Linked DNA regions of Homo sapiens: region 1 is linked to region 2. The links are chromatin loops, found by intact Hi-C in ENCODE. Cell type or tissue: heart left ventricle. All regions are shown on one strand. Each heading gives the region's core, and the rest is flanking DNA. Links, peaks and the distances in the headings are about the cores only.

Region 1 (16,399 bases), core at 11,406-15,405, 50 kb before region 2:
GTTCGATATATATTCCCTCTGTTTAGAAGTATTTATTTTGGAGAGTTATTTTTTTATTTATACATTCTCCCATCATGGCTTTGTTTTTGCTCTCTTTATAGCTTTTCCCCCCTTTGTGGCTAATGCTTTTTAAGTCTTGTTTAAGTTTTCCCCTCCCTCAAGGTCATAAGAGCTGTCTAACTTTCTAATCACCTAAAGCTTTCTGAATTTCTCTTTCTATTTAGGTCATTAATCAACCTGGAATTTAATGTATGGTGTGAAGTAGGGATCCAATTTAACTTTTTCCTCATATGGATATGTCAGTGTCATTTATTAAGAAGAACGTCCATTCCTGTCTGCTCTGCAGCACCACTTTGGCCAGATAGCAAATGTTTGTGTATGCAAGAGTCCTTTCTGGGCTCTCTATTCTGTTCCATTCTAATCTTCTATCTTTGAGTCAATACCACACTGTCTGAATTTCTATTTATAATAGATCTTGACATCTAGCAGAATAAGTTCTCCCATCTTGCTTTTCTTTAAAAGTGTCTTGGCTATCTTATTTTTTTATACTTCTCAATACATTTTAGACTCACTTTACAAGTTCCACAAAACATCTTTTGAATTTCTGATTTAAACTGACATCTGTATCATATTTGTTCTTCCAATATTTATTTATAGTGTATCCCTTCATCTATGTAGGTCTTCTTAAAGCTTCTCACTGCACCTTTTTTTGTTCCATAGAATCCACAGGTTTTCAAATATTTTTCCTCCTTCAATCCTTTACAATGTGGTGAATATCACTGATTTTTTAAAATGTTAAGCCAATTTTCATTACTAGAATACATAAAATTTGGTCATGATGGATTATATATTTGTAATATATTTATATTTTATTTACATATCTTTTGATTTGGTTGGCTAATGTTTGATTTAGAATTTTTGCATTTACTTTCATGAAAGTGAGTGGCTTGTGATTTTCATTTCTCTAATGTCTTTGTCAGGTTTTAATATTGCTCTGCTGGCATCATAAAGAAGTTGGGATGGTTCCTCTTTTTCTTTTCCTTTTTTTTTTCTTTTTTTTGAGACGGAGTTTCGCTCTTGTTGCACAGGCTGGAGTGCAATGGCACGATCTTGGCTCACTGCAACCTCTGCCTCCCGGTTCAAGCGATTTTCCTGCCTCAGCCTCCCGAGTAGCTGGGATTACAGGCATGTGCCATCACGCCCGGCTAATTTTGTATTTTTAGTAGAGATGGGGTTTCTCCATGTTGGTCAGGCTGGTCTCCAACTCCTGACCTCAGGTGATCTGCTCGTCTCGGCCTCCCAAAGTGCTGGGATTACAGGCGTGAGCCACCGCGCCCTGCCTGGTTCCTCTTTTTCTGGTCTATGGAAAAGTTTGTGTAACAGTGACATTGTTTCTTCCTTAAATGTTTGGTAGAATTCACCAATGAAACCATCTGGGCTTCAAGGATTTACATTTCTTTAATAATTGTAAGACTGCCCAAGTTATCCATTTCCTCTGGTATAAATTTTGGTAAATTGTATTTTAGAGAGAAATTTATCCATTTCATTTGAATTTTCAAATATATGTTCATACTATTTTCTTATTTTTTGATGTCTGTAGGATCCTTGGTTAACTTCTTTTTCTTACTCTTGCTTAGTTATTTTCATTCTCTCTCTTTCTCTTTTTCTCTCTTCCATTTTGATCAGTCTTGCCAGGATTTTTTAACTTTGTTAATAGTTTCAAAGAAATGACTTTTGACTTTTAAATTTTATTTTGATTTCTCTATTGCATGTATTATCTTTCATATTTTATTAATTTATACTCTCGACTTTTTTATTCTACCTTTTTGGGTTATTTTACGTTTCTTTTTCTAATGTCGGAAATGGACACTTTTTCATTAATTTTCTGCCTTCCTTCAAGACTATAAATCTTCCAAATACATAAAAGGCTACTTAGAGAGAAGCATGAGTTTTGATATGTGACATTTTTGTTATTCTTCTGTTGTAAATATTTTCTTTTTTCTTTTTCTTTCTTTCTTTTTTTTTTTATGAGACGGAGTCTCGCTCTGCCACCCAGGCTGGAGTGCAGTGGCGCGATCTCGGCTCACTGCAAGCTCCGCCTCCTGGGGTTCATGCCATTCTCCTGCCTCAGCCTCCCGAGTAGCTGGGACTACAGGCACCTGCCACCTCGCCCGGCTAATTTTTTTGTATTTTTAGTAGAGACGGGGTTTCACTGTGTTAGCCAGGATGGTCTCGATCTCCTGACCTCGTGATCTGCCCGCCTCGGCCTCCCAAAGTGCTGGGATTACAGGCCTGTTGTAAATATTTTCTAATTTTCATTTATCATGTTCTTTTTGTATACTGAGTTGTTTAGGAATGTATTTCTTAGTTTTATTTTTAATATTAATTACCAAGTTAATTACATTGTTGTCAGAAATCATGTTTAATGGCCGGGTGCAGTGGCTCACCACACGCCTGTAATCCCAGCACTTTGGGAGGCCAAGGCGGGTGGATCACCTGAGGTCAGGAGTTTGAGATCAGCCTAGGCAACACGGTGAAACCCTGTCTCTACTAAAAATACAGAATTAGCCGGGCGTGGTGACACATGCCTGTAATCCCAGCTACTCCGGAGGCTGAGGCAGGAGAATTGCTTGAACCTTGGAGGCGGAGAATGCGGTGAGCTGAGATCGTGCCATTACACTCCACCCTGGGCAACAAAAGTAAATCTCCATCTCACCAAAAAAAAAAAAAAAAAAAAAAGAAAAAAAAAAGAAATCATGTTTAATACTATTTCAATCAAACATTATCTTTTTTTTTTTTTTGAGATAGAGTCTTGCTGTTTTGCCCAGGCTGGAGTGCAGTGGTGTGATCTTGGCTCACTGCAACCTCCGCCTCCTGGATTCAAGTGATTTTCTTGCTTCAGCCTCCTAAGTAGCTGAGATTACAGGCATGCACCATCATGGTGGGTTAATTTTTGTATTTTTAGTAGAGATGGGGTTTTGCCATATTGGCCAGGCTAGTCTTGAACTCCTGACCTCAGGTAATCCGCCCGTCTCGGCCTCCTAAAGTGCTGGGATTAAAAGCATGAGCCACCGCACCCGGCCTAAACATTATCTTTTTGTAAATGTTCATGTATGCTTGAAAAGAAACTGTAGTCTGCTCTTGTTGAGTGCAGCATTCTATATGTGTCCACTAGATCAAATATGTTAATAATATTTTACAGATGGTTTATTTCTTCCCTGAATTGTGACGGCTTTTTACTGCTTTTCTTGTCTATACTGAGAGACTTGTGCTAAATTCTCTCACTGTGATGTTGGATTTGTCTTTCTTTTTGTAGATATATAATTTTGGACTTTATATATTTTGTGACTATGTTGTTAAATGCATACAAGTATAACATTTTTATGTCTCCCTTGTAAATGAAATATTTTATCATCACATAATAATCCTCTTTATCTCTAATAATACTTTTTTGCCTTAAAGTCTACTTTGTCTGATATTGCTATAGCCACAGTAGCTCTTTTTTGGTTAATGCTCACATGGCACATTATCCTTATTCCTTTTACTCTCAATATTTCTTTATTTTTATATCCTAAATGTGACTTTTGTCACATCTAGATTTTCACAAAAAATCCAATTTACTAACATTTGCAATTTGACTAAAGCATTCAATTCTCTTACATTTAATATACTTATTAATGTATTTTTGTTTTTAAAATATCACTTTATTTTGGGCTTTCTGTTCTGTTTCTCTTTCTTGCTTTCTTGGGCTCAACTGTATTTTCTTGGACTTCACTGTACTTTATCATACACTTTTCCATCCAAAGTTATTGTCTCCTTTTTTGTGTATGTGTTTTCCTTCAAAATTAAAATCTGCATACTTAATTTACCAAAGTTTACAGTTAATGAATACTTTTGCCATATTCCCCAGACAATCCCTGTATTGTCTTATATTTTAGTTCTTATTTTTTTGTATGCCATAGGCATCACTGTTCTAGACAGTGTTCATTTATATTCACCCATGCATTTAAATGCTCATTGCTTTTCACTCTTTCCTGTGCATAGGTCCTTCCATCTGGGATCACTTTCCTTCTGCCTGAAATAGCTCCTTGAGCATTTCCTTTAGTGAACGTCTGCTTCTAATTGAACTCTCAGAGTTTTTGTTTGCCTGAAAAATCTTTATTTCATCCTAATTCTTGAAAGACATTTTTTTCCTTAGTGTGGAGTTCTAGGGTAGAAACATTCTTTCAGCTCATTGAAGCTACCACTCCACTATCTTCCGCCTTGTTATGTGTGTACTGTTGTTGAGAAGTCAGCTGTCAGTTTAAGAAATCTGTTTTTTCTTCTCTAGCTGCTTTTACAATTTTTCTCTGTATCTTTGGTTTTCTGCTGTTTCACTATGATGGATCCAGGTGTGAATTTCCTATTGACCAGGAGTTCTAAAGTCACGTGGGTGGATTTCAGCAGTTGGGGAGGGCTGGGAGGTAGGATCAGACAAGGAGATGCCTACAGCTTGTAGGGGATTGATCTGGGATGCCACATCATTAAGCCTCAGTTGTGTGCTCTGTAAAAGAGGGTTGATGATATTTACTTTGCATCTCCGTCTTCATTCAGTAAGCATTGATTGAGAACCCACTAGGTGCTAGACCCTTTCCTGGGTAATGGGAACACAAGATGAGTCTCAGCTTTTGCGACTCTTCCAGCTAGAAGGGGAGGCAGGTGTGAGAACAGACATATATGATGGTGGGTGCTGCAGCCACAGGTGGCCCAAGGATGGGTCACTTCCACATGGGGTTGGGGGTGTAGGTAATAAAGACTTCCTGGTTCATGGAGTTTCAACTTCATCTTAAAAGCCACATACATTTCTAGGGGGCCATCCACGAAAGAAGGCATTCCTAGGAGAGGGAACAGCAAGGGCTGAGAGGTGGGAAACAGCGTGGCTCATTAGTGTTACCGAATTGTTTTACACTTTGGGGTTGGGAGCCCTTTGGAGGGCTTCTGTTCTAGCCAGTAATCTTTTTGTTGCCAGTGACCATAACACATGGCAGAAACTCACACTGCAAAGGCAGAGAGGGCAGGGGAACAGCCACCACCTCTTGCCTGTGCTTCTCTGGTTCCTTCCACCCATCAGGGATCATGTCTGCCCACCTAGCCTGACTTCACATCTTACATACCCATCACCTATAGGGCCGGATTCTCTTTATTCTAGTTAAAGCATTCTGGAGGAGGGTGCTGATTGGCTAGTTTGGAGTAGGTGGCCATCTTCAGACCAATCAGACATAGTCAGGGCCTGGGTCTTCTACGACCTCGGTCATTCCTGCTACAGCCCCGTGTTGTTTTGATGGCGCAGCTCTCAGGGCAGGGGGCATTGCCTGGGGCCGGTCCTGCAGAAATTCACTACAGCCTAAGTGCTGTGGAACTTGACCATTGTTCTGCAGACAGAGGGCCTAGCAAAGGGTTTGTGTGATTTTATATTATTTTTATTTTTAATTGTGATAAAATACACATAATATAGCATTTACCATCTTAACCATTTTTAAGCATACAGTTCAGTGGCATTAGGTACATTCACATTGTTGTGCAACCCTCACCACCATCCATCTCCTGAACTTTTTCATCTTCCCAAACTGAAACTCTGTCCCCATTAAACAACTCCCCATTCTCATCTTCCCTCAGACCCTGGCAACCACCATTCTACTTTCTGTCTCTGTGAATATGACTACTCTAGGTACCTCCTATGAGAGAATCATACAGTATTTGTCTTTTCTTTTCTTCTTTTTAGATGACGTCTCACTCTGTTACCCGGGTTAGAGTGCAGTGGTATGATCTTGGCTCACTGCAATCTCTGCCTTCAAGGCTCAAGCCATCCTCCTGTCTCAGCCTCCCGAGAAGCTGGGACCACAGGTGTGTGTAACCACGCTCGGCTAATTTTTTTGTATTTTTTGTTGAGATGGGGTTTTGCCATGTTGCCCAGGTTGGTCTCAAACTCCTGAGCTCAAACAATCCACCTGCCTTGGCCTCCCAAAGTGCTGGGATACAGACATGAGCCACTGAGCCTGGCCAGTATTTGTCTTTTTGTGATGCGCTTATTTCATTTAGCATAATGTCCTCAAGGTTCGTCTATGTTGGAACATGTGTCAAAATGTCCTTCCTTTTTAAGGATGAATAATATTCCATTGCATGGATGGACCACAGTTTATCCATCATTTGTTGATGAACGCCTGGGTTTCTTCCACCCTTTAGCTATTGTGAATAACATTGCTATAAATATGGGTGTACAAATATCTCTTTGAGGACCTGTTTTCAATTCTTTTGGATATATACCCATAGTGGAATTGCTCGATCATGTAAAAGAAAATACAATTTCAGAATCCTCTAAATTTATTATACCAAGGGGGAAGGCTCATTCATGTAACTTGTTTGCAATCCTGCTTCTTAGATTATAGATTAAGGCCGGGCATGGTGGAGCACGCCTGTAATCCCAGCACTTTGAAAGGCCGAGGTGGGTGGATCACTTGAGTTCAGGAGTTCGAGACCAGCCTGGCCAACATAGTGAAACCCCGTCTCTACTAAAAATACAAAAAGTAGCTAGGTGTGGTGGCGGATGCCTGTAATCCCAGCTACTTGAGAGGCTGAGACACGAGAATTGCTTGAACCCAGGAGGCAGAGGTTGCAGTGAGCTGAGATCACACCACTGCACTCCAGTCTGGGTGACGAAGTAAGACTCTCTCTCAAAAAAAAAAAAAAAGAAAAGAAAGAAATTAACTCTCTTACTCATTGCTCTTGTTCTGTAAATGACTAGGGGAGACCAGAGACCATAACTCCCCCCTTCCAGTCACTGATCTTTGTTATAAATTAACTGCCTTTTTTATTGTCCTGTACCTAACTTAGACCAGATAGCAGCCAAGACCCCATGATAGTTATATCTTCAGTGTGGAATGTTAAGTGTACCTTTCCCAGAAGAAAAAGACCATCTTGACTAATCAGATCATTGTAACTATGTATTAAGTCTTACATAAAAAGATGTTAAATGTTCTGTTAAGCTTCCCTAAACTTTATCTGTATGCACGATCCTAAACTTCTACACTTTGGATCTACACTGACTTCCATCCTTTGGAATCTTTGCTTCCTGGACCACTTGTCCTTGAACTTTGCACTTAATATACTCTTTAAGTGAGATTTTGACCCTTTCGGTTAAATTGAAAATCATATGGTAGTTCTATTTTCAATTTTTTGAGAAATGGCCTACTGTATTCCATAGCGGCTGCACCCTCTTACGTTCCCACAAACAATTCACAAGGGTTCCAATTTCTCCACATCCTTGCTTGATTTATTGATTGATTGTGATTAGTGTGTAATGGATGTGAGGTGGTATCTCATTGTGGTTTTTATTGCATTTCCCTAATGGCTAGTGATGTTGAGCATCTTTTCATGTGCTTATTGGTCATTTATATCTCATTTTTGGAGATACGTCTATTCATGTCCTTTGCCTGATTTTTTAATCAGGTTGGTTTTGTTGTTGAGTTGTAGTAAAGAGCTTTAAGTAGGACTGTCACAATTTGACTTACTGTTTTGACAGAGCTGAGCCTGAAACTTTGGCAGGAATCAGGGTGAGGGGGAAGCGGCAAGAACTGGGGGCTGCCAGGACAGATGCTGCACACAGTGAGCTCTTCACAAAAGCTGAGCTCACCCAGGCCCTCTTCCTGCTTCGGATCTTGGATGGCCTGAGGAGGAGGACACTGGGGTCACCTCTTTGGATCCTGGCCTTTTAAGGCTCTCAGGGAAGGCTCAGGCAGTCTCCAACAGACCCCTGGGAAATCCAGGGTCCCAGTCCCTCCGTGTGTGGTCCAGACGGAGAATGGTTAATGATCCACGCTATAGGACGCCTGCCTGTTATTTGCAGCAGGGGCTGACCATGGGGGTTGGGCTCTAGAAATCCGCAGGAATTTACACAGGGGTGCTGGGCTGTGTAAAGTGGATCCCCCACTGGCTTTTCTGACTGGCAGATAGTTCAAAGACGTGGGCTGGGGAGCCAGAATGCCTGGGTTCAAATCCTATTTTGCCACATACCAGCTGGGCATGTTACATAACTCTCTTGTGCCTCCATTTACTGCTCTGTAAAATGGGAATAATAAGAGCGCCTCCCTTGTGAAGGATTGGGTGAGGATTACATGAGTTAATGTATGCAAAGCATTAAAATAGTGCCTGTCTCGTAGTAAACGCTATGTAAATGTGGGCTATTGCTGTTATTTTCACTGAGACCAGGCCCTGTTGGGCTTCCCACCGCCCATCAGCGTGCAGGCCTTCCGGACCACGTAGAGGTGCGGTTATCCTTGGGACAGGTCCTCCCTCCTGGGGCGGCTCGCGCGGCAGCGCCTGGGGCCCGTTCCCGCGGTTGCCGGCAGGGGGCAGCATTGCACTGCGGCTGCTCCTGGGCGGCGCCGGCGACTGGGCTTGGAAACCGCGCCTCGCGGCGGCCTGCGCCCTCGCTGCGTCCCTCGCGCTGTCACCTGCGGAATCGGCAGACCAGCCCGTGTAGCCGTCAGCCCAGTAGGGCGGGCACGGGGGCCGGAGACCGCTGTCTCTGTTCAGCCCGGGGTCTCTTGGGGCAGGGCGCCCCACCGCCTCTTCCATGAGGTTCTCCAGCCCTCAAACCCCCGGCGCGCGTGGCTATTTCTCGGCCCCTCGTGGGGCCTGGAGGCCCTTGACCATTCTTGGTCCGTGCACAATCCCCCCATCTGTGAAATGTGGGCAATTGCGCGGTGGCTCAGGGCGCGGCCCAGGTCAGGCACAGAGTGAGGGTCGGGAGATGTTTGGACAACCCCCACCTCGGCTTTCATTAGGTTGCGGACGAGCTGGGCCTGAGCGGGGCATGCGGGCGCGCGCGGCCTCTGGGGAGGGAGTGTGGCGGAGAGGATGCGCGGGCCGTGTGGTCCTGATCTGGGCTTGAGCCCACCCCATGCTTGAACCTGCTCTGGGCCTTTGCTTGTGCTCAGCCTGCTTCCTGGATGGCCCCTCCTTCCTCCTTATTCAACTCCCTCGGGCATCTCAGAGTCCGTAACAGCCTTCCAGGTCTCAGGGCCTGGCATTAGCTTCCCTTCCCTGCCAGTCCCCAAAAACGTCCAGTCCTCGCCTGGGCCTACCCAAGGTCTCCCCTCACCCCCAACCACCAGGCTCTGGGTCCACATTAGGACTTGTGTCTGTCCTGCCCACCATGACCCTTAGCAGGGGATCACGGGGATGGCCCGGCCTCCTGTGAAGGAAGGTCAGCTCCATGATTCCAGATGATTCCAGTCTGGAAATCTCGTGGACTCCAGAAGTCTAGCCTTTGGCTACTCTCCCCAACATTTCCTGGAGAGGCTTGATCACTGGCCCATAGGCCAAGGAGACCCTCCCTTCTATGGTCACAGACCTTCAACAGATGATGGTAGATGCAGGCCGCTACCCTCAGGTGACCCCACAAAGAGCCACACACTGGCAAAAGAACAGTCAGTGTTCCCAGTGGGTAGGAAATGCACCCTAAAACAACTTAGAGATGCAATTTTTCATTTATCAAGAATGAAACAAAGAATAACGCTTAGTGTTGCTGAAGGTGCAGAGAAGCAGACACTTTCATGAATTGCCCATGGAAACGTAGACTGGTTTTAAAAACAGCTTTGGAGGGCAATTTTGGAACTATGTATTAGAGACTTAAATGACGCATAACCTTTGACCCAGCAATTCCACTGCTAGGTATTTATTCTACTAAGGAAATAATTGCATAAAAGCTGAAAATGCATGTGTAAGTATTTTTTACCGAAGCACTGTTTATAATGGTAAAAATTGGGGAGAATATTCAATAGCAAATGAATGATTAAATAATGTATGATAGCTCCATGGAATAGAACTGTAATCAGCCATAAAAAAAAATCACATTTTTGGAAGAGAATTTCATAGCAGAGAGAAATGCTCACATTAAAATGTTCATTCATTCACTAATTAATTGATTTAACATTTATTGAGTATCTTTGAGACATGCCAGGTATTCTTTTAGGCACTGAGAATACAACTGTAAATAAGATAAATACTATCGTCCTCCTTATTGGGCTTTCCTTCTATAGGTGGAGACAGGCAAGAAAGAGGTGAAAAATAATTTCAGGTAGTAATATTTTTGTCTGTTTCTCTTTCAAAATTATACTTGAATAGAAAAAAGGATGGGAAGAAGAGCATCACAATGTCAACGGCGGTTATTTCTGGTTGGTGGTATCAGGTAGGATTTGTGTTAAGTTACGAAAAACTGAGAAATTCACTGCAGAAGCTTATAAAGACCAGGGTCTGATTGGCTCCTGTGTCCTGGGCTGATAAAGCAGCCTCGCTCTGCCCTCCTGGAACGCAGGCTGTGCATGCCCTGCTTGGCTTCTGAAGGTCACAGGACGGCAGGCTTTCCTCCGGGTCTCCTGTCTACCTTCCAGCAGGAAGAAGGGGGAAGGCAGAGGAACAAACTCTTTCTCCTCCGGAGGCTCTGCCTTTTATTTTATGTGAACAGAGCTTCAGCCAAGGTCTCATTGGTCAGAATGGGCCACTTGGGAAGAACATGGAGGCAGTGTCATGGGTTATCATCATTTTCTTCTTCACATTTTCTGGCATTTTCTAAATCAAACAAGACATTAAAACAAGCTTCTGTGTGTAAGAAATAAAGGACTTTTTGTGTTTTAAGAAACAAGGTTGGGGTGGATTGCTATGTGGGAATGGAGGGCAGAGGGCAGGCAGTCGCAGCCAGGCTCAGACACAGCTGCTATGGGTGCGGCGGTCCTGGAGGTCTCTCTCACTAATTTCCATCCGCCTGGGTCCTGTAGGCCCTTGCAGGCTGGCGCAGTCCTCAGAGGACACGGTGGAGTGCAGGACCATGGCTGTCCCTGGGAGGGCCTTACCTGTCTGCTGGCTGCCTTGCTGGCTGCCCTAACTCTCTCTGTTTGCTGGTGTCCAGGAGGGCTGTGTGGCTGCTGGGGTGAGCGTGTGCAGCCTGGGCTCATGCTGGGCTGGCTGGACTCACTGGCCCTGGGGCCTTTCTCCCAAAAGGAGCTGGGATTTGTTCCGATGTGCAGGGCTGGTGGGCCATGTCAGGCTAATCTCAGTCTGCGTCCTGGCCTCTTCATTGTGTTCATTTCCTGTGGCTGCTGTATGAAATTTCAGCTTCTGGTGGCTGCCCGCGTTCCTTGGCAGGGGGCCGCACCCCTCCCATCCCTGCCTCTGTGATCACATGGTCTTCTCTGTGTCGTCCTTCTCTGAGTCGTTCTTAGATGGACATTCATGATGGCATTTAGGGCCCACTTGGACAATCCAGGACCATCTCCTCATCTGCAGATGTTTGACTTAATCAAATCTGCAAATCCTCTCTCCAAATAAGGTCTCATCTACAGTTTCTGGGGATTAGCATGTGGACATCTGTTGGGGGCTATTTTTCATTAACTGTTCAGTGACTACTGCTCTGAGACTTGATGATCTCATCTGTAGAGTGGGGATAAAAGTCCCATTCTCACAAAGTCTTGAGTCAATCACCAACAGGCCGTGAGCAGGCACTCGGCAGGCAACAGTGAATGTTCCTCAGTGGTTGAGCCCTGCCCCTCCCCTCTGACCGCTGAGGCTGCTTCTCCCTCCCTTTCCCTTGGTGGTTGATCTGCCCTGGTCTTGGAGACAGTGAGAGGACCTGGGTGGCAGGCCTGCCGATGGCCTCTGATCCGCAGGCCCTTTTTCCCCATTTCCACCTCCTTCTCCTTCCACTGCCTGTCCCCACAGTGAGGCATGTGTGCTGCCGTGGGGCACAGGCCTTGTGCTTGGCAAGGGTTAAGCATATGCAGGTTCCCCTCCTTCCCTGAGAGCCTCCCCGGGGGCTTCTGCCTCCTCCCACTCCCTCTTCTGTTCTCTCATATCAAAGCTCCCACCAGGCTCGGTGGCTCAGGCCTGTAATCCCAGCACTTTGGGAGGCTGAGGGAGTCGGATCACTTGAGGTCAGGAGTTTGAGACCAGCCTGGCCAACCTAGTGAAACCCCTTTTCTACTAAAAATACAAAAATTAGCCAGGCGTGGTGACACGCACCTGCAATCCCAGCTACTTGGGAGGCTGAGGCAGGAGAATCACTTGAACATGGGAGGTGCAGGTTGCAGTGAACTGCGATCATGCCACTGCACTCCAGCCTGGGCAACAGAGCAAGACCGTCTCAAAAAAAAAAAAAAAAAAACAAAAAAAAAACGAAGCCCAAAAACAAAAGACATCTCTGGGTCCCTCTCTATTTTCCAGACAGATCTCTGGCAAGTCAGGGACTTTGCCCAAGGTTGCCTAGCACATTGGCAGTGGATTCAGGGCCTTTGCCATGTCCCTGCCTCATCTGAAGGAGTGCCAGGCAGCCCTTGCTCCAAGCCAAGTCTCCAGGAGCCTCCTGGGAGGTAGTACCTCCCCCATTTAGGTTTATAGGGTGCTAAATGCACTATGGTGCACCAGATAGGAAAAATCAATCACAATTTCACTTCATTGCCGGATGGAAGAGGAGGTTTACAGACCAGATAACCTGCTCTTGGAAATGGGTGTGTCCATATATAGGGTGCCCAGATCCATTAGGGGCTGCGTTTAGCTGGAGGGCTGGGTCTGGGGAAGGGGCTTTCTGTTGGATGAGCAAGGGCTTCAGGTGGATGCAGCTCCCCCATCCCTGATCCCTTGGGAGAGTCGGGGACTCGGCTCTGAAAGGCTGTGGGCTGGTGGGAGCCCCTGTGCTGCTCCCAACTTAGGATGGGATGAGGAGGGGTGTGGTGGGGTGGACCTGTCACATCCATTGAACAAAATGTCTGTGCAGCTCCTGGCCTGCTGTGCAGGCTGACATTTAGGTATCTCATCTTAAACAAGGAGCAGGGGGCGACTGGTGAGCAACAAGGCCCCACTCTATGTGTGGACACCTGCAGCCTCATTCCTGGGAGGGCAGAGGACATATGACTGGCATAAAGTATTGTGTGTAGAACCAGGGTGGGACAGTCTCCGATGAGTTCCCTGGTAGCAAAGGGGACAAAGTCCTCTCGCTCCACTATTTAAGTTCCTTTTTGTGGATTGGTGGCTCTCTTGCCCAGGATGTCCACTGAAGACACGATGGTTGACAGGTCTCTGGCTGCTATGATGCCACCCCAGGCCCACTCTGTAGAGATGTGTTTGGGAAGGAGCATGTCTGGCTTTAGCATCTCCCACCAGGACCATTCTGTCAACTTCTACCCTGGTCCCTCTGCTGCCTCCTTCTTCCCACCTTGCTGCTCTCCCCACAGCCTTCCCTTACTTGCTTCCGCCTCCATACCTTTCCTCTCGCTGTTCCCTTCACCTGCAATGTACACTCCCTTCCTTAACTCAGCTCAAGGTCTCAGCTAAACCTGTGTGGAGCCCTGGAACCCAAAGCAGGAGACGACAGGGGCAGGAGGAGCCCTGGGCAGTGGTGGGAGGGGCAGGAGCCTCTGTGGCACTTCATGTTCTGGGACAGTCAGGCAGTGACTGTTGAGGGTACAGGAGCCTGAGTTCAGCCCTGGGGTCAGAGAGGCCAGGATTCAGGACCCTGCCACTTAGTCCTTCCAGTCACCTGCGGAATAGGGTGGTCCCCAAAGTGCAAAAACAGCAAAGTTGCAGAGCCCAGGTTGGAGAGAGAGGAGAAGAGCCACCCCAGGCAGGCGTTGGGGCTGGGAAGCAGGGAGCCCAGCAGGTCTCCTGGGAGGGCCTGGGCCAGCCTGTGGGCTCTGGGACAGGCTTTTCAGGGCTGTGGTTTTACATGTGTGAGCTGCAGCAGCAGAAGCCCATTCTCCACACAACGGTGGACTCAGAACGCCCATGTGCAAGGCTGGCTATGGACGTGGAGTGGGGTCCTCAGAAGCCCCGAGCTTCCTCTGAAGAGCCTCTTAGATCCAGGCTTTGGGGCACACACTTGGAGAATCTCTGCTTTAGCAGGAGGTGAGACACAGGCTGCCCCCAGAGGCCTGGGACTGAGATGACAGCTCCTGGGGGTCATTCCTGGGATCTGAGCCTTCCTTCTCCTTTGCTCTCCCTTGGCGTTTGGAGATGCCTTTGTGCACACTCCAGCTTGCCTTATCTGACCTTTGCAGGGTTCTAAGGAAGGAATGAACCTTGTTGGACTCCAGGGGGTCAAGGGGAATCCTGGATGTTAGCATGAGAGCCCCAGATGAGCCTGAGCTTCTGTTCAGTCCTGCCACCCATCCTGCCTGGAGAGCCTGGGTCCAGGAAAGAGACCTCTGGAGGTCCTTGCTTTTGCAAAGGAAGCAGTTTTTCACACAGGTAACTTTTTGGACTAGTTGATTCTAAGCAGACTGAAGACCCAGTCCTGAGTCCCAGTTTCCTGACTGTATAATGGGGGTAAAGAGGTCCTTGCCCTGGAAAGATGAGGCATTCCTATCTAGGGTGGACACACGGTGTGTAATTTCCTTTCTCCTCATTGGCCCATGGGGCACGGCTCCGGCCCGCAGAAGCCCTCCCTCACCTGGGCTGCCCACCATGGGTGTCTGCACCATGCCACGGGAAGGGTGCAAAGGGGCATAACAGTGGGTCTTGCCCTGGTGGCTGAGGCAAGCTGGTGCTGGAATTTTCCTTCTCCCTAACCTCGGGAAAACCAAGGAATGAATCAATAGAAGTCTCGAATTAATAGAATGAGCAATGCAAAAGATTGCTGGCCTGGGAAATTTAAAGTAACAACCCACGAGGCTACCAAGAGTAAAAGTAAACTAAAAAATACAGTAATATAAAAGAACATCACATAAAATAAATACAAGCTGAGAAACAGTAAAAATAAGATGAAAGAGGTTGGCAAGAAAGGGTAGTAAGGAAGACAAAGTAGAGACAGAGAATTCACATTCAACTGAAGAGCCAACACAGCGCTGGGAGAACAGACGAAATAAGCAATAAACAAGGGTGTTTTAAAAAAAAACCAAAAAACAAATCTGGCGTGGTGGCTCACACCTGTAATCTCAGCACTTTGGGAGGCGAGGCAGGAGGATTGCTTGAGTCCAGGAGTTCAAGACAGCCTGGGAAACATGGTGAAACCCCATCTCTACAAAAAATGAAGAAAATTATCTGGGCATGGTACCATGTGCCTGTGGTCTCAGCTACTCAGGAGGCTGAGGTGGGAGGATTGCTTGAGCCCAGGAGGTCTAGGCTACAGTGAGCCATGATCACATCAGTGTCCTCCGGCTTGGGTGACAGAACAAGACCCTGTCTCCAAGAAAAAATTGAAAACAGGAAAAACCCAATGGGTTAAGAGAGGAAGGCAGCAGTGAGATTTTCTGAGCTTGGATCTTGGCAGAAAGTGGGTTCCCTGGAGCCTGTAGTGACGGATGAGGCTGGCAGCAAGACCCCTTCCCAGATGCCTACAGACTCTTCCCTGGGGGCTTGACCTTAAGACCTGGGTTGGCCTCCACCCTGTGTACACGGGACAGCTGGGTTCCATGCCAAAGCCTGCAGAGAATTCCCCAGGCTTGGACTTGATCTTTCTTTGCAGGCAGGGCCTGGGCCGAATTGTCTTCCATATCACTGGTGGGCTCTGTGCTGAGGAGGGAATGAGGAAGATAGAGTTTTTGGGCCCTCCCTGGAGACGCATGGTTCAGGAGGGGCACTTCTGCAGGGGTTGGGCACTGGTGGTTCCACATCAGGCAGGCAGCTCCTCAGGATTGTGCCCAGGAGGCAGGTCACTTGGAGGGCCAGGACTCCAGCTGGCTTTTCCTTAGTCCAGCTTTTGGATGGGGTGAGAAAGAAGGCAATGGAGAAAGGAAAGGTCTGCATTTCTGGAATGACAAAGCTTTAAGTCACAATGATTGTAGCTTCCAAGTAGACCACTGAGGCCTCTCTCTGCCTTGACATTTCATCTACAGCTTCTGTGGCCAACTACTAGCGTCCAGTGTTGTTTCAGTTGAGATTCCTGATGAGCCCAGTTTTATCTTTTTGCACCCTCCTTCAATTTCCTTGTGTGTAAAATGGGATGACCATCTCCTCGGTAAGATGTCAGGTGGTGAGCACAGTGCCTGCATGTGGTAAGTGCTAAAGAAAAGTAATTAGAATCAGTAAAACTGAAGAACTCTTTAGAAAAAGCAGTCACCTGTGCTGGCTGAGCTTGTGTAAAAGAAAGATTTACTGACTCAGTTTTAATTTCTGTGAATACACCTTTGTGTAGTGAGGAGCAAACCAAGAGGACTGAGCCTTGGGCCTGCCAGCAACTCACCTGATGCCTTTCTCTGGGCCTCAGTTTTTCTCTCTCTGAAGTGGATGTGTGTCATATGACCCAGAGATTTCTAATCTATCTTCTCCAGCTAGATTCTTGCATTAGGGGTGAACTTGTTCATTGGGTAGAGTTGCTTCCCCTGGTTTGGAGAGGCAGCATTTGCAGCCCCAGAGGCTATCAGGGATAAGGGTG
Region 2 (4,000 bases), core at 1-4,000:
ATACCTTTATGTTTACACGTGTCTCTCAACGTATAATCAGTGTCTCCTGGAACAAATTGAGACCTTTCTATGCCTCAATGTCCTTCTGCCCCGAGCTGTATCACTACCTAACATGAGGCCAGCTGGGATTTTAGTTCCAAATTTTAATAGTTAATAAAAACCAATTTTTTTTTTTTGAGATGAGTCTCACTCTGTCACCCAGGCTGGAGTGCAGTGGCACAATTTCGGCTCACTGCAATCTCTGCGTCCTGGGTTCAAGCGATTCTCCTGCCTAAGCCTCCTGAGTAGCTGGGACCACAGGTGTGCACCACCATGCCCAGCTAATTTTTGTAATTTTAGTAGAGATGGGGTTTCACCATGTTGGCTGGGCTGGTCTCAAACTCCTGACCTCAAGTGACTCGCCCACCTTGGCCTCCCGAAGTGCTGGGATTACAGGTGTGAGCCACCATGCTGGGCCTCAATAAAGTTTTAATGATAAGTTTTAGTTTTTTCTCACTACTGCTTTTGCATTCCACATTATGTTCTTTGATTCATTTTTAAAAATTGTGGTAAAATGCACATCACATGATTTTAACCATTTTAAAGTATACACTTCAGTGACTTCCAGTACATTCCGATGTTGTGCAACCATTGCCACTACCTAATTCCAGAACATTTTCATTATCCTGAGAAGAGACCCTGTACCCATTGAGCAGTCACTCCAATTTCCACTCCCCCGGCCGCTGGCAGCCACTCACTTCTCTGCTCTCTGGATTCATTTTTGTGGTTGCTGGAGCATACCGTTTGGTAATTCTTTCCAAGAGGGTTTGTGGTGGTGAATTTTCTGTATCTTCACATTTCTGAAAATGCCTGTTTCCTTCCTAAAAGCTGAGTAGAGAATTTAAGGTTTATGCCATTTCTCTCCTAAGCTCTTTGGAGATATTGTTTCATTGACTTGTATGCATCCATGTCCTCAGGAACAGTGACTGCTAAGTCAAATACAGTGTGTGCTCTGCACCAGTGCTTTATACATAGTAAGTCATTTAATTCTGCTGACAACTCTGTGAGGTCGGGGCTGCTCCCCACTTAACAGGCAGAGAAAGTGAGGCTGAGTGAAGAGAAGCCCCACATCCCTTCAGCTAGGAAAGAGGCCACCCCGGCTCTCGAGAAGTTGCCATCTACTGCTGCAGCTTCTGCTCCTCTGTAGGCAGGCTGTGTTGTTTTCTGGGATAATTTGGCATTTTTCCTTTCTCCCTTTGATTTTTATGTTTTCTTTTTCATATAGAGTCTTGCTCTGTAACCCAGGTTGGAGTGCAGTGGTGCGATCTCAGCTCACTGCAACTTCTGCACCTCCCAGGTTCAAGTGATTCTCCTGCCTCGGCATCCCAAGGAGCTGGGATTACAGGTGTGCGGCACCACACCTAGCTTTTTTTTTTTGTATTTTTAGTAGAGACGGGGTTTCACCATGTTGGTCAGGCTGGTCTTGAACTCCTGGCCTGAAGTGATCTGCCTGCCTTGGCCTCCCAAAGTGCTGGGATTACAGTCATGAGCCACCGTGCCTGGCTGTCCCTTGGATTTTGAAATTTCACCACTCTGTGCCCAATATTTATTTTTATTATTTATTTATTTATTTATTTATTTTTATTTAAAAAAAAATAATTCAAGGCCGGGCAAGGTGGCTCACACCTGTAATCCCATCACTTTGGGAGGCCAAGGTGGGTGGATCACCTGAGGTCAGGAGTTTGAGACCAGCCTGGCCAACTTGGTGAAACCCCACATCTACTAAAAATACAAAAATTAGCTGGGCATGGTGACGTGTGCCTCTAGTCCCAGCTGCTTGGGAGGCTGAGGCAGGAGAATCACTTGAACCAGGAGGTGGAGGTTGCAGTGACCCGAGATCATGCCACTGCACTCCAGCCTGTGCAACAGAACAAGAATCTGTCACAACAACAACAACAACGACAACAACAACAACAACAAAACATAATTCTACTTTGCATGTGGTAGGTTCTGTCAATCTGAGGACTTGTGTGTTTCTGCATTTTCTTTTCTAATTTCCCATATTCTCTCAGGTCTCTTTTTGGAATTCCTTTTAGGTGGTGGTTGGAGCTTATATCCTTCATGTCTTTTAATTTACTTTTATCCTTCCATCTCTGGGTTTTTGTGCCATCTGGGAGAGTTCCTGTTTCAGCCCCCTAGGTGACTAATTTGATCTTCATCTGTTCCATGCTGCTATTCAGCCCCTTTTTAAACTTTAATGATGAAATGTTTGGTTCCCAGATCTAGTTCATTCGTTTTAAATGGATGTGATAGCCTCTCCCCTCTCTCTGTTTTCTCGTTCAAAGTGTCATTCTGCTTGTCCTAGTACCCAAGTCCTCAGGGGTGCGTTCGTTTAGCAGATGAGTTTGGTGTGCCTCTTTCGACGTGTAATCTTCTTAATAAGGTGGGTGATTCTGGGTTGCCTGCTTGTCTTTGTGTTTGAAGGTTTCTGTTGTCCTATCTGTGAGGCTGAACTCACATACTGGATGGGAAGAGCTCTGCACTGTTGTGCCAGCTGGAGCAGATCCCAGTCTTTGGGTATGGGCTCCACTGACCTCCTGTGTGTTGTTGCCACTCGAGGGCTGTCTCCCCTACTCCCTGCTTCTGCCTGCGGGCAGTTGCTTTTGCAGGTCACTGCTTGGCATCATGGCCCTGCCAGCCACCCTCACATTTGATTTGGGGCTTCTTCTGGGTCCTCACTTGCTGGGCTTCCCAGATTGGAGCTGCCAGCTTCATGGCAGCCCTCTCCCGGATATGCTTTGCCCTGTGGTACCATTTCCAATCCGAACCCATCAACCTTCTGCCTTGCAAGCATTCTTCATGATTCCTGCCCTAGTAAGAACCTCATTCTTCTTCTTTTTTAAAAAATCCAGCTCCTGCAGGAAAGAACCCCATTCTGGTTTTTCAGCACTGCTATGGATTTTTAAAAAAGTGTTTATGTTACTTTTAGGGTTTTGTATTGGGAAGAGGCAGAATGTGACCCCAGGCCACCATTTTGGCCCGATCTCTATTCATTTTTACTGGGTGACCTTGTTGCAGAAGAGATTTATAATGTGGCACATCATTTCATATAATTACCATGCCATGGTAATTATTTCCTGGGTCATTAAAATTTCTTCATAATCACTATTTTAATGACTGCATAATATTTCTGCTGGTGGGTACATCTGAATTGACTTTGCTGTTTCCTTTTTCTTCCCAACATTTTTTTTTTGCTTTTTTTCTTTTTTTTTTTTGAGATGGAGTCTCACTCTGTCGCCCAGGCTGGAGTGCAGTGGCGCGATCTTGGCTCACTGCAAGCTCCGCCTCCCAGGTTCACGGCATTCTCCTGCCTCAGCCTCCCAAGCAGCTGGGACCACAGGAGCCCACCACCACGCCCAGCCAATTTTTTGTGTTTTTTAGTAGAGACGGGGTTTCACCGTGTTAGCCAGGATGGTCTTGATCTCCTGACCTCGTGATCCACCCACCTCAGCCTCCCAAAGTGCTGGGATTACAGGCGTGAGCCACCGCGCCCGGCTCTCTCCGACATTTTACTATAATAATAATAATAACAAGCCACAATGAACATCTTGTGCTTGAAATTTTGTCCATATTTGGAGCATTTTCCTAAGGTAGAGTCCTAAGGATGTGTGTGTGTTTGTTAAAATGTACATAACATTTACCATTTTAGCCATTTTTAAGTGTACAGTTCAATAGCATTAATTCACATTCTGTGCAGCCATCACCACCATCCATCTCCAGAACTTTTTCATTTTCCCAAACAGAAATACTATAGCCCTTAAACAGTGACTCCCCATTCCTTCTTCCTCCAGCCCCGCAAAACCACCATTCTCCTTTCTCTCCTTCTGACTTTGACTACTCCAGATATTTCATACAAGTGGAATCATATAGTACTTTTGTGACGTGCTTACTTCACTTAGCATGAGGTTTTCAAGGTTCATCCGTGGTGCAAGTGTGTGTTTGAAATGCCCATTCTGTCACC

What was found. A loop is a pair of places that touch in the nucleus more often than their neighbours do. Peaks named below come from ENCODE experiments on the same cell type or tissue, not always from the same donor. Only the 100,000 strongest peaks of a DNase experiment are listed, where the experiment ranks them.
Region 1: a loop joins it to region 2, with 5 times the contacts of the local background. A loop is called at or near these places in 2 of 110 quality-filtered maps.

What each region holds. Positions count from the first base shown.
Region 1 is chr10:86,369,396-86,385,794 of GRCh38, reverse strand. No RefSeq gene overlaps it. Among named protein-coding and RNA genes, the nearest start is that of GRID1, 11 kb to the right of the region's middle. RefSeq lists silencers at 8,280-8,339, 8,350-8,399, 8,249-8,543, 8,503-8,701 and an enhancer at 8,179-8,721. In heart left ventricle, for the core only: no CTCF peak of the experiment used is centred there; a DNase peak (open chromatin) is centred at 13,544; H3K27me3 peaks cover 2,082 bases.
Region 2 is chr10:86,320,354-86,324,353 of GRCh38, reverse strand. All of the region lies in intron 2 of GRID1 (glutamate ionotropic receptor delta type subunit 1), which reads left to right. Among named protein-coding and RNA genes, the nearest start is that of GRID1, 44 kb to the left of the region's middle. In heart left ventricle, for the core only: no CTCF peak of the experiment used is centred there; no DNase peak of the experiment used is centred there.